Regions from separate parts of the Homo sapiens genome. Here regions 1 and 3 are each linked to region 2. Evidence: chromatin contacts called from ENCODE Hi-C or POLR2A ChIA-PET data. All regions are on one chromosome and are shown on one strand. Each heading gives the region's core, a stretch centred on a gene start or an enhancer-like site at or near the end of the contact. The rest is flanking DNA. Distances are from core to core; before and after follow the strand shown.

Region 1 (3,706 bases), core at 438-2,937, 170 kb before region 2:
ATTGACCACCCTTAATCCAAAAATCTGAAATCCAAAATGCTCCAAAATCAGAAACGTTTTGAGTGCTGACATGACACCACAAGTGGAAAATTCCACACCTGACCTCATGTGATGGGTCACAGTCAAAATGCAGTCAAAACTTTGTATCATGCACAAAATTATTTAAAATACTGTATAAGATTACCTTCAGGCTATGTGTATAAGGTATATATGAACATAAATGAATGTCGTGTTTAGACTTGGGTCCTAGCCCCAAAATATCTCATTAGGTATATACAAGTATTCTAAAATCCAAAAAAAATCCAAAATTTGGGTCCCAAGCATTTCAGATGAGGGATACCCAACCTATAGAAAGTTAAGGACTAGCCAGATGCAGTGACTCAAGCCTGTAATTCCAGGGTGAGGCAGATGGATCGCCTGAGGTCAAGAGTTCCAGACCAGCCTGGTCAACATGGCAAAACCCCATCTCTACTAAAAATACACACACACACACACACACACACACACACACACACAAATTAGCCAGGTGTGGTGGCAGATGCCTATAATCTCAGCTGCTTGGGAGGCTGAGGCACTAGAATCACTTGAACCCAGGAGGCAGAGGCTGCAGTCAGCCGAGATCACGCCACTGCACTCCAGACTGGGTGACAGAGTGAGACTCTGTCTCTAAAAACAAAACAAAAAAGAAAGAAAGTTAAGGACTAGAAAAAAGAAAGCTTCCAGATCGAGGTACCTGATGTAACTTGATCACAGCTTCCTTATTCCCATAATGTGTAAGCCTCACTGATAGCAGGGACCTTGTCTGTTTTATTCACCATTGTATTTCCAGTGCTTTCAACAGGCCCTCACACAAAATAGACACTCAATAAACATTGGTGGGGTGAATGAACAAATGTAAAAGTAAAGATATCTTTGTCATAGGGGTAAATATGACAGTCAAAATATAAGGTGAATGAAAATTTTTACTTATAATTTTGTATATTTCAATAATATGAAAATTTTATTGTAAACATGTATTTTATAAATAAAATGAATATCATGTGTGAGAGCACTTTAGAAATGGTATAAATGTTTTAGCTATATACACATACTTAAGTTGCTTTGTAATCATTGAGTACTAAAAATAAGAAGATTGTGTATTACAATAGTACATAGAGGCTTTGGAATATCTTAGGGAATAGAAATGGCTTTAGTATAGTTTTTCAGGGAGAAACTAATGTACCCTAAGTCTATCATGCTTCTTAAAAGAAGTCAGAGGACCATGTCCTAGTTTTACCGTCTGTGACTGAACATAAATATAAGGGAATATATCTTTGCAGAGGCAAAACCATGTACTTTAAGTAAAAGTAAAAAAGAAATCAGAAAGATATAGGGGGAAATAATTGTGCCAGGAACTAAGGATGCACAAATACTGTAATTGAACATTAAATTTGGCACTGAGATTTCTAGCAACCTTGACAAAAAGAGAAAAGGTAGGTGATAAAAGAAGCCTGTTTTCCATGGAAAACAATCAACTTTTTCTGGCTCTAGTTTCTAGGAAATAGTCATTTGGTTTTTTTACTTTTTTTCTCACATACGTTCCAAAGTATATAGTTCATAGAGTTTTAGTTTTATGCAAATCAAATATTTACTTGGTTGGCTCATGTCGGCTTCTGCATTTGTGCTCTTGTTTCAGGGAACTCTGCACTAAACTTTACAGCATGAGCTGGGGCAATACACAGAGTTGGCAAGAGTTTGATCGCTTTTGTGAATATAATCCAGTGGAAGTGTCCATGTTGACCTGTTTAGCGGATGTCCGGGAACCTTGCCAGTTGGGCTGTAGAAACCTTACTTACTGTACTAATTTTAACAACAGGTAAGACAAATTATTATACATGGAATGGAAATATTTTATCATTAATTATAAATAAGTGAAATACCACTTTATTCTGATTTTATTCCTGTTGGGTTAAAAGAAAGTCTTCTTTATGATTTAATCTTTAAATGCAGTATTCCATCTGGTAAGCCACCTCTGGGAAAGGAAACACTATTACAAAGTCCCTTCCAATCTAGAGATACCTCAAGCTTCTGGAATTCAAAGAATCTCTTCTGCCGTCAGTCCCCTCTCCCTTCTACTGTACCACCAGTGGAAGTAATTCATTGTAGAATAAATTATTGTGAACTATTTGGTCATCCAAATGTCCACTTTTAAACAGTTTACTTTAAAGGACCTTGAGACTGGTTGAGGTTTCTTCTCTGTGAGTCCCCTGTTTCATACAAAAATATTTCTTTACAAAAGCAATTCAAATAGATGTTTTCCCAGGGTATCAAGTATCATTAGAAAAATAAGGAGGCAAGAACTGAGCCTTGGAGCATATCAACAGTTAATGGTTGAAGAAACCAAAGAAAACAGAAGAGGGCACCGGAAGCACGAAATGAGAGAACTCCATACAGAAGCAAGAGAGAGAGAGTTACTAAAGAAGAGGTGGCTGATTTATAAGTTACAACCCAGAAATAAAGAGGGCAAAAGGGAAGAGAATCATTCAATTGGGCCAGAAGGAAGTTCTAGATATTTTTGTCAGATGGTGTTTACTTCAAGCTAACACACATCTTATTTTTTTTAAAGTACTCAGAGTATTACTTAAGAGTGAGAAAATTGAGATATCTTTAAAACTGGTGATAGAGTATTAGCCAGTAAAGACCTGATTTAGAGATTGAGTACATCTGAAATGTTTGAAAGTTAGACTTTGGCACATAGTTCTGGTCTGGCTTCTGGTAATTGTGGAGTAGCTTGTATGAGAATAACAGTCCTACCAATACCAATTATGAACTCCGCACAAAATATAAAAGAACAATTGTTTTGAAGGTATTGGAGACTGATCAAAAGCAGGAGGGTCTACATCTTTTTTTTTTATTATTTTTGAGACAGAATCTCACTCTGTCACCCAGGCTGGAGTATAGTGGCATGATCTCGGCTCACTGCAACCTCCGCCTCCTGGATTCAAGCAATTAATTCTCCTGCCTCAGCCTCCCAAGTAGCTGGGATTACAGGCGCCTGCCACCACACCCAGCTAATTTTTTTTTTTTTTTTTTTTTGTATTTTTAGTAGAGACGGGGCTTCACCATCTTGGCCAGGCTGGTTTCGAACCCCTGATCTCAAGTGATCTGCCTGCCTCAGCCTCCCAAAGTGCTAGGATTACAGGCGTGAGCCACCACGAGTGGCCAACGTCTCTTGAAAGATAGAAACCACACTGAGCGAAAGCCACATTTGTGCACTTCTTCCTCATAGGCACTTTCAGTTTCTTTTCATGGGGAGTAGAGTTCAAGCAGAAAGCAGCAGTCTTGGCCTAAGGAGTGAGACATCAGAGTTTGGTCCTGCCAGAGAAGCTAGATATTGAAGGAAAAAAAAAATCCCACAAGGGAGGGAACCACAAAAAGAAATGTCCCAAAATCCATAAACAGACTCCTTTTAAGTCCTTGGCTGACTCCTAAATTGTACTTTTGCAGGATGAGACTACAAGGAACCCAGGGGAAGGTGAACATAGACTATAGCAGTTAGCATTTGCTGGGCAGACGATTTAGAATTCAGATTATGCCAAGTTAGAAGGGCCTAGTAAACCCCATAAGGGCCAAACCTTGGGAGTACATACGACATCCAAGAGCTAAGAGTAAAGCTGAAAAACCTTAACAAAACCTGAAACTGCCTCCAGAGGAAGGAGGTATTTGT
Region 2 (4,011 bases), core at 496-2,995:
ATAAAAATAATGAACACTTGGGTCAAGCAGTCACTGAACAGAGGAAACAACAGTAAACATTTGCTGAGCGCTTCTGAAGTGCCAAACATTGTGCTAATAGGTTTCTTCACATGTATTAACTCATTTCATCCTCACAGCCCTCGTATTAGCCGCGTTTTACAGACAGGAAGCACAGAGAAAATAATTTACTTGCCCCAAATCACTGTTTAATAGTTCATCATTGGCCAGGCGCGGTGGCTGACGCCTGTAACCCCAGCACTTTGGGAAGCCGAGATGGGCGGATCACTTGATGTCTGTTCAAGTCCAGCCTGACCAACATGGTGAAACCCCGTCTCTACTAAAAATACAAAAATTAACCGAGCATGGTGGCAGGCGCCTGTAATCCCAGCTACTTGGGAGGCTGAGGCAGGAGAATTACTTGAACCCAAGTTCATCATTGAGAGAACCGAAAATCAAACCCTTGTCTGAATGACTTCAGCGCTCAGAACACTGTCCCACACCCAGTGTTTGCCTTGTGTCTGTTCATTCCATAAACATCCATGAGTACAAATCTTCCTCGAAAACATGATAAATCGCCCTTTCATCAGTGCAATGAGGATGGGACTCAAAGGAATAAGAAGGAAAGAGCTATATAAAGCTGTCTGAAAGTCAGGGCCCCATTCCGACGCTATAATTCGGTTTGGCTTCAACTGCGGCGCTCCTACAGTTGGGTTAACGAGTTACCTATACTGCGAAACTGTACCCCACCCCTCCTACCAGAGTAGTAAAAAATACGTTCTTGTGTTCTAACAATTTTACAAGCGTAAAACTGGGGGGAGGGGCCGGGCGCGGTGGCTCACGCCTGTAATCCCAGCACTTTGGGAGGCCGAGGTGGGCGGATCACGAGGTCAGGAGATCGAGACCATCCTGGCTAACATGGTGAAACCCCGTCTCTACTAAAAATACAAAAAATTAGCCGGGCGTGGTGGTGGGCGCCTGTAGTCCCAGCTACTCGGGAGGCTGAGGCAGGAGAATGGCGTGAACCTGGGAGGCGGAGCTTGCAGTGAGCCGAGATCGCGCCACTGCACTCCAGCCTGGGCGACAGAGCGAGACTCAGTCTCAAAAAAAAAAAAAAAAAAAAAAAAAAAAAAAAAAATTGGGGTGAGGGCGGGGAATTAACGTTTCTCAAATATACAAGGAAGCCCAGACTCAGAATGTAGACTCAGAGCAGGGAGGGGACCTTTTAGCCCAGCCTTTTCACGCCAGGACAGCTCGCCTGCCAGGCAGTTCTCCACCCTCTCTCGCCCCGCCCCGCTCCTAACGGGACAGTCAGCATCCCCCCTGATTGGACAGCACTGTTCCAGGGGACAAGTCAACCTGGGCCTCCCTCTACATCCCCTCCCCTGCTCATCAGGGCCCACCCCGAGCCACACGGCGGAGCCCTGAATTGGGCCAAAGAGGTGCCCTATGGTGAGGCCTGCAGGACATTGGGCGAGAGCCGGGTCCAGTGTGGGCCTCGGGGCGCGGTGGGGTGGAAAGCGGCCGGGGAGGGGAGGCCTGGGGCAGGAGGCCGGGGGAGGCGGCCCTGGGGGTGGGCAGGATGCTCTCCCGGAGTCCCACGCCGCCGCGCGGCTCTCACCAGACGCCGTCAGAGGCTCCCTCCCACGCCGCCACCGCGCTCCTCGGGCGAGGGACGAACCAAGCGCCACGAAGCAGGCAGAGCGCGAGCCTGCCCCTCGGTTTCCGCGCTCGGGCGCGCGGGTAGACGACTCGTCGCTCGACCTTGTCCCCACTCCTCGCTCGCCCAGCCACGCCCACCCGGAGTGCCGAATCCGCGATCGCGCCCTGACGCCACCCGAGAGAGCTCGCGTGATTGGCTGCTCCCGTCCCCGTCCCCCACCTTCCCGGCGGTATTTTGAGGCGCAGGCAGGGTGCTGACCAGCGGACCATCTTCCATGGCCTCTGCCGCGCTGGAGCTGCTGCGGGGCTGTCCTGCCAGCTTGTGCTCCCGCCCCGAAGCGTCCTCCTCCACTGGCGACACACGCACTGAAGCCCGAGTCTTCCCGCTGGGTAGTTGTTTTGGTCTTGCACCCAAGGAGGGATTTCTTGCGCCTCTTGTTCCCTCAGTTATTTCATAAACCAGGACCGCAACTATACTGTCGTGTAGCGCGGCCACCCCACAGCGGTCCCTGACGTTAACCCTTGCCGTGACTGCTAGAAGACACTGGTGGAGTGTGAATTGATGACCAAGGCATGGCAGAGCCTCTCTCATCTTTATAATCAGTTCAGCGGCGGCCTCCACTACAGGGAACTCCCAGCCAGTCCCGAGGCCTAGGGACATCCAGGGAGAAACGTGGCGGTGGTAAAGGGCTTGCGCAGCTCCTGAAGATAAATAAGACTTTGGGTTGCTGTTGTTTTTGAGACAAGGGTCTCACTATGTTGTCCAGGCAGCACTCGAGCTCCTGGCCTCAAGCCATCTTTTCTGGCTTCAGCCTTCTGAGTAGCTGGGACTACAGGACCATGCCACCGAATCAGGCTTTAAGACTTTTTAATGACCCTTTCAAATTTCTGAGTCACTCCCAGCATTTTAGGAAGCCAAGTGAGAAGGCTAGCTTGAGGCCAGGAGTTCGAGACCAACCTGGGCAACAGATTCCTGAGTCACCATTGACAAGAAACTTTGAATGAAGTTGATGATACAAAATATTAACATCTTTTTTTTTTTACAACCATTAAAAATTTACCACAGGTGAAACTAAGTCTAACAGTTCATTGAGATTTCTTGCTGTACAGCAAATTTCAAATCTCATCAAACTGCAGTTTGTGATGCATTTCAATTAATAATGAAGCTCTAATTTGTAAAATACTTATGAACTCTTAGTTCTCCTGTGGCTAGCTTGGAGCCACGAAAAGGTCACATTAGCCACAAAAGAAAAGACATTAAGGGATTTTTGCAAGGAAGTGCTATCAGATTTCTTTTTTGTTTGTTTGTTTGTTTTTGAGACAGGGTCCCACTCTATCGCCCAGGCTGGAGTACAGTGGTACGATCTCAGCTCACTGAAACCTCCACCTCCCAGGTTCAAGCAATTCTCCTGCCTTAGCCTCCCGAGTAGCTGGGATTACAGGCACACACCACCATGCCCGGCTAATTTTTGTATTTTTAGTAGAGACGGGGGTTTCACCATGTTGGCCAGACTGGTCTCAAACTCCCGACCTTAGGTGATCCGCCCACTTTGGCCTCCCAAAGTGCTAGGATTACAGACATGAGCCACCACACCAGGCCCAGATTTCTTTTTTAAATCACACTGGCTGCTCTGTGGAGAATGGATTGGTAGCAGTGAAACTCAACTGAAGTGGATGGATATGATGTTTATTTTGGAAGTAAAATTGATGAGACTTAATTATAGGTTAGATATAAGGGGATGACAGGGAAAAAGACTCAAGAATGACCTCCGGGCCAGGTGTGGTGGCTCACACCTGCAGTCCCAGCACTTTGGAAGGCAGAGGTGGGAGGATCGCTTGTGCTCAGGAGTTCCAGGCAACAGTGAGCTCGATCAAACCACTGCACTCCAGCCTGGGTGCTGGATCGAGACCTCATCTCTTAAAAAAAAAAAAAAAAAGAAAGAAAGAAAGAAATGACTTCCAGGTTTCTGCCATTAGGAATTGGGTGGTTGGTTGTGTGCTAAGATGAGAAAGGCTGGGAGAGTGACCTGGTTTGGGAAGAAAAAAGTAAAGTTTTAATTTAGGGCATGTTATGATTGAGATGCCTGTGAGCCACATGAAGCTATTAAATGTGCAGTGAGATATATGAATCTGAAGACAGACTCACCAGACTATAAATGGTGTATTAGTTTCACATATGCTGTAACAAATTACCACAAAATTAGGGTCTTTAAAACAACACAAATTGGCCAGGCGCGGTGGCTCACGCCTGTAATCCTAGCACTTTGGGAGGCCGAGGCGGGCGGATCACAAGGTGAGGAGATCGAGACCATCCTGGCTAACATGGTGAAACCCCATCTCTACTAAAAATAC
Region 3 (3,858 bases), core at 1,062-3,561, 200 kb after region 2:
TCTCCTTCCTCAGCCTTCCTAGTAGCTGAGATTACAGGTGTACACCACCACATCTGGCTAATTTTGTATTTTTAGTAGAAACGGGTTTCACCATGTTGGCCAGGCTGGTCTCGAACTTCTGGCCTCAGGTGATCTGCCCACCTCGGCCTCCCAAAATGCTGGGATTACAGGCGTGAGCCACAGTAGCTGGTCTCAAACAATTTTTATTTCAACCATATTTAACAGAAATTATTCCAAAATATAATATGCATTTCTGTGTGTTATAAGTCACTAAAATGCAAAGTAATTTTAAACTTTTCATGACACATAAACATCGCTAACATCAATTATCAAACTTTTTGATGCTATAGAATCTGGAAAACTAGACATCTGCTTTCATGTATCTCAGGGTCTTGGTTTTTCTCTTCAAGGATCTATCCTAGACTCTGCCTTGCCAGTGAAGGCTGTCTCTCCTGCTGGGCTGAGGGTTTCTCTGGGCCTCTTCCTGCAATTCACCTCTCAACCTACTGGACACTAAATCTAATGAATACTCATTGTTTTTCCATTCCAGGCTAGCTAGCACAAATACCCGTTATCTCCCTGAATCCAGAACTGTTATATTCTGCATTGTGCCAAGCATGAAGACCAACAGATTGGGCCATGTTGATCACTGTGCTAACTTACTTAATGGTAGATATGTTTTAGAATTATAAGATATGAGAACTTTAATAATACAAGTGTAGGAGTTCAACCTCCCTGCTTTATAGATAAGCAAAAAGCCCAGAAGATTAAGTGACTCATCCAAGGTCACTGGGTTTTTTTGTAGCAGAAAAGAACTGCTGGTTTCTAGTCCAGCTGCTTTTTGCACTACTTCATCAACACCCACATCCTACAAGATTATCATGCAATAAAGTATAAACTAATTAAGGAGCTAAATTTTGCCCTAATTCTTTAAATTCATGGATGCTGGTCCTTCCAGAAATAAAACAAAACCTTAAAATCTGATTTCTGCTAGATGAATTTATATTAAAGTAGAACTAGCTTTATCACAGGTACCTGCTTTCTTACCAAACACGAAGGCACTGAATTAATAGGAATCAATCACATTTAAACCAAACATAAGAAACAACTATCTTCAGAAACCCATACTGCATACAGGTAACACTTTGGAGTAAGGCATGCTTTAAACAGACTTCCTCTAACTGAATTTAAACCATTTAATTGGCAATTAATCTATTAATTGTAACTCTTTTCCACTGAGCTATAACAGAAAAACATGCATCTATCCCTCCAACTGAGTTCTGCTTACACCATTAGATTCTGAAAGTCTGCGATGGGCACAGACATTAATATTTACTTAAATAGTTAAAAAGCCTTTGTTGGAAATAACTTTAAAGCCCTTATGTACAAACTTTACGGTTGAAGATAATCTTTAAGGCATAGGTTCTCAAACTGAGATCCACAGGCTTAAGTTTATCAGGGGACTGGGCATGGTGGCTCACGTCTGTAATCCCAGCACTTTTGGAGACTGAGGCAGGTGGATCACTTGAGGTCGGGAGCTCAAGACCAGCCTGGCTAACATGGTGAAACCCCGTCTCTACTAAATAAACAAAAATTAACCAGGCATGGTGGTGGGCACCTGTGAGCTGAGATCACGTCACTGCACTCCAGCCTGGGTGACAGAGGGAGACTCCGTCTCCAAAAAAAAAAAAATTATCAGGGGACTTCAGGAGGTCTACAAACTCCCTAAAACTGTACACAAAATTCAGAATGTATGTGCATTTGTGCATGTGTTAGGTTGAGAAGAGCCCTAGCTTTTATCAGATCCTCAAAAGAGAACCATCATGCCAAAAAGGTTCAGAATCCTGCTTTAAGTAAACAAAGCTTTCAAGCTGTGGAGGTAAGGCAGTCCATTGATGGTTGCAGAACACACAACAAAGGTTGCCTCTCCTCACATACACCAACGCTTTTGGAATGCAGAGCCTCAATATAGTAGTAATGAGAGGTGAAGCCAGCTGGACTTCTGGGTCGGGTGGGGACTTGGAGAACTTTTCTGTCTAGCTAAAGGATTGTAAATGCACCAATCAGCGCTCTGTGTTTAAAGGATTGTAAGCACACCAATCAGCACTCTGTAAAATGGACCAGTCAGTGCTCTGTAAGATGGACCAACCAGCAGGATGTGGGCAGGGCCAAATAAGAGAATAAAAGCTGGCCACCCGAGCCAGCAGCAGCAACCCGCCTGGGTCCCCTTCCACGCTGTGAAAGCTTTGTTCTTTTGCTCTTCACAGTAGATCTTGCTGCTGCTCACTCTTTGGGTCTGCACTACCTTTATGAGCTGTAACACACACCACAAGCGTCCGCGGCTTCATTCCTGAAGTCAGCGAGACCACAAACCCACCGGGAGGAACAAACAACTCCTGACGTGCCACCTTTAAGAGCTGTAACACTCACTGCGAAGATCTGCGGCTTCACTCCTGAAGTCAGTGAGACCACGAACCCACCGGAAGGAAGTTCCGGACACATCTGAACATCTGGAGGAACAAACTCTGGACACACCATCTTTAAGAGTTGTAACACTCACCGCGAGGGTCCGCGGCTTCATTCTTGAAATCAAGAACACACCGGAAGGAATAAATTCCAGACACAGTAATATTGAGAAACCATAAGTTCACCAGTCACAAGACAGAGAGACAAGTCCACTATATATCCTGACCAACATATCGCCACATTTGGTGTCTTAACCACAGACCATCAAGACATTCTGTAAGACAGAAAGATTGCCCTCTGGCTGGACGCGGTGGATCACCTGTAATCCCAGCACTTTGGGAGGCCAGGGTGGGCAGATCACGAGGTCAAGAGATTGAGACCATCCTGGCCAACATGGTGAAACCCTGTCTCTACTAAAAATACAAAAATTAGGTGGGCGTGGTAGTGCAGGCCTGCAATCCCAGCTACTCAGGAGGCTGAGGCAGGAGAATCACTTGAACCCAGGAGGTGGAGGTTGCAGTGAGCCGAGATCACACCACTGCACTCTAGCCTGGTGACAGAGCGAGACTCTGTCTCAAAAAAAAAAAAAAAGAAAGATAAAGATTGCCCTCCACAGCTACACACTGAAAAGACTGGGAAAGGGACAGAAATGTTCTGGGGGAATCTCTAGGGTAAAGGGCCTTTCAGCAAAAACACTCCCTGAAATTACTTTATCTCAACTAGTACTAACACTTCCTGGGTATACTTAATTCAGTAACCTGTGTTAAGGCATTTACTCCTTTTATTTGTCCAAAACAAAAATCTCTCTGTCAAACATTAGGGATAGGGCATTGCCTTCATTTTGGTACACTGAGTATTTTGTATTTAGAGAATAAATCCATTATCACAATTTTATAAGCTGTGAACACAAATCCCCTTAGTGTTTTCTGACACTGAAGAATTACTTTGTATTTAACACCCTGGATATGTGAGTGTGCAAGAGAAGAGTATGTGTATGTGTGTACATACTCCATCACAGGCTACATAAAATATTAACTCTAATTATTGTATAGTGCTTACAAAGAAATCCTGCTTTCCTTCTACCACCACTAAATACTATTTTCACTTCAGAGACTTGCGGATTTTAGGAAAGTTTATTTTCATTTCCATCTTCTACTGTCATGTACAATACTGAAAATCAGTTTTAACTGATTTTAGTGTTTTCCCAAAAGAAAATTGAGAAAGGATTATTGAGTCAAGAAATCTGTGCATACAAGATACTCTGTGGCGATTAGTAACATTGTTGTATTTTACACCTATGCATTTTTAGGCTATTGCTATCCAATACTATAAGAGAAAATTTTTTAACTTAATGCAAACGAATGTTTTTCTAACTTAAACGACAGAAAATTA

Evidence for each region. Hi-C counts contacts between places; a loop is a spot of excess contacts on that map. ChIA-PET counts read pairs that join two places held with the same protein, here RNA polymerase II (POLR2A). Pooled maps may share reads with other maps.
Region 1: a loop to region 2 is called in a map of B cell, with 17 times the contacts of the local background. The contact joins the enhancer-like site here to the promoter of GNE in region 2. A Hi-C loop is called at or near these places in 2 of 168 maps with a recorded cell type or tissue (B cell and CD4-positive, alpha-beta memory T cell) and 9 of 50 pooled maps. POLR2A ChIA-PET finds 5 or more read pairs at or near these places in 3 of 52 experiments (GM12878, WTC11 and activated CD4-positive, alpha-beta T cell).
Region 3: a loop to region 2 is called in a map of GM12878, with 2.5 times the contacts of the local background. The contact joins the enhancer-like site here to the promoter of GNE in region 2. A Hi-C loop is called at or near these places in 1 of 168 maps with a recorded cell type or tissue (GM12878), 3 of 37 single-sample maps with no recorded cell type and 7 of 50 pooled maps. POLR2A ChIA-PET finds 5 or more read pairs at or near these places in 2 of 52 experiments (OCI-LY7 and endothelial cell of umbilical vein).

What each region holds. Positions count from the first base shown.
Region 1 is chr9:36,089,489-36,093,194 of GRCh38, forward strand. RECK (reversion inducing cysteine rich protein with kazal motifs) reads left to right here. Exons shown (of 21, transcript NM_021111.3): 10 at 1,676-1,855. Among named protein-coding and RNA genes, the nearest start is that of GLIPR2, 45 kb to the right of the region's middle. RefSeq lists an enhancer at 3,339-3,558. Within about 2 kb of position 1,688, at least 12 of the 41 ENCODE cell types and tissues checked have a DNase peak (open chromatin) inside an H3K27ac peak, as active enhancers do; they include B cell, where a contact is called at or near this core.
Region 2 is chr9:36,256,703-36,260,713 of GRCh38, forward strand. GNE (glucosamine (UDP-N-acetyl)-2-epimerase/N-acetylmannosamine kinase) reads right to left here and starts at 1,746. Exons shown (of 12, transcript NM_005476.7): 1 at 1,619-1,746. LOC124902150 (a long non-coding RNA gene) reads left to right here and starts at 1,908. Exons shown (of 3, transcript XR_007061473.1): 1 at 1,908-2,049. RefSeq lists a silencer at 1,487-1,646 and an enhancer at 1,947-2,176.
Region 3 is chr9:36,456,165-36,460,022 of GRCh38, forward strand. It overlaps a transcript of RNF38 not described here. Among named protein-coding and RNA genes, the nearest start is that of RNF38, 58 kb to the left of the region's middle. RefSeq lists enhancers at 2,439-2,508, 2,639-2,728. Within about 2 kb of position 2,312, at least 5 of the 41 ENCODE cell types and tissues checked have a DNase peak (open chromatin) inside an H3K27ac peak, as active enhancers do; they include GM12878, where a contact is called at or near this core.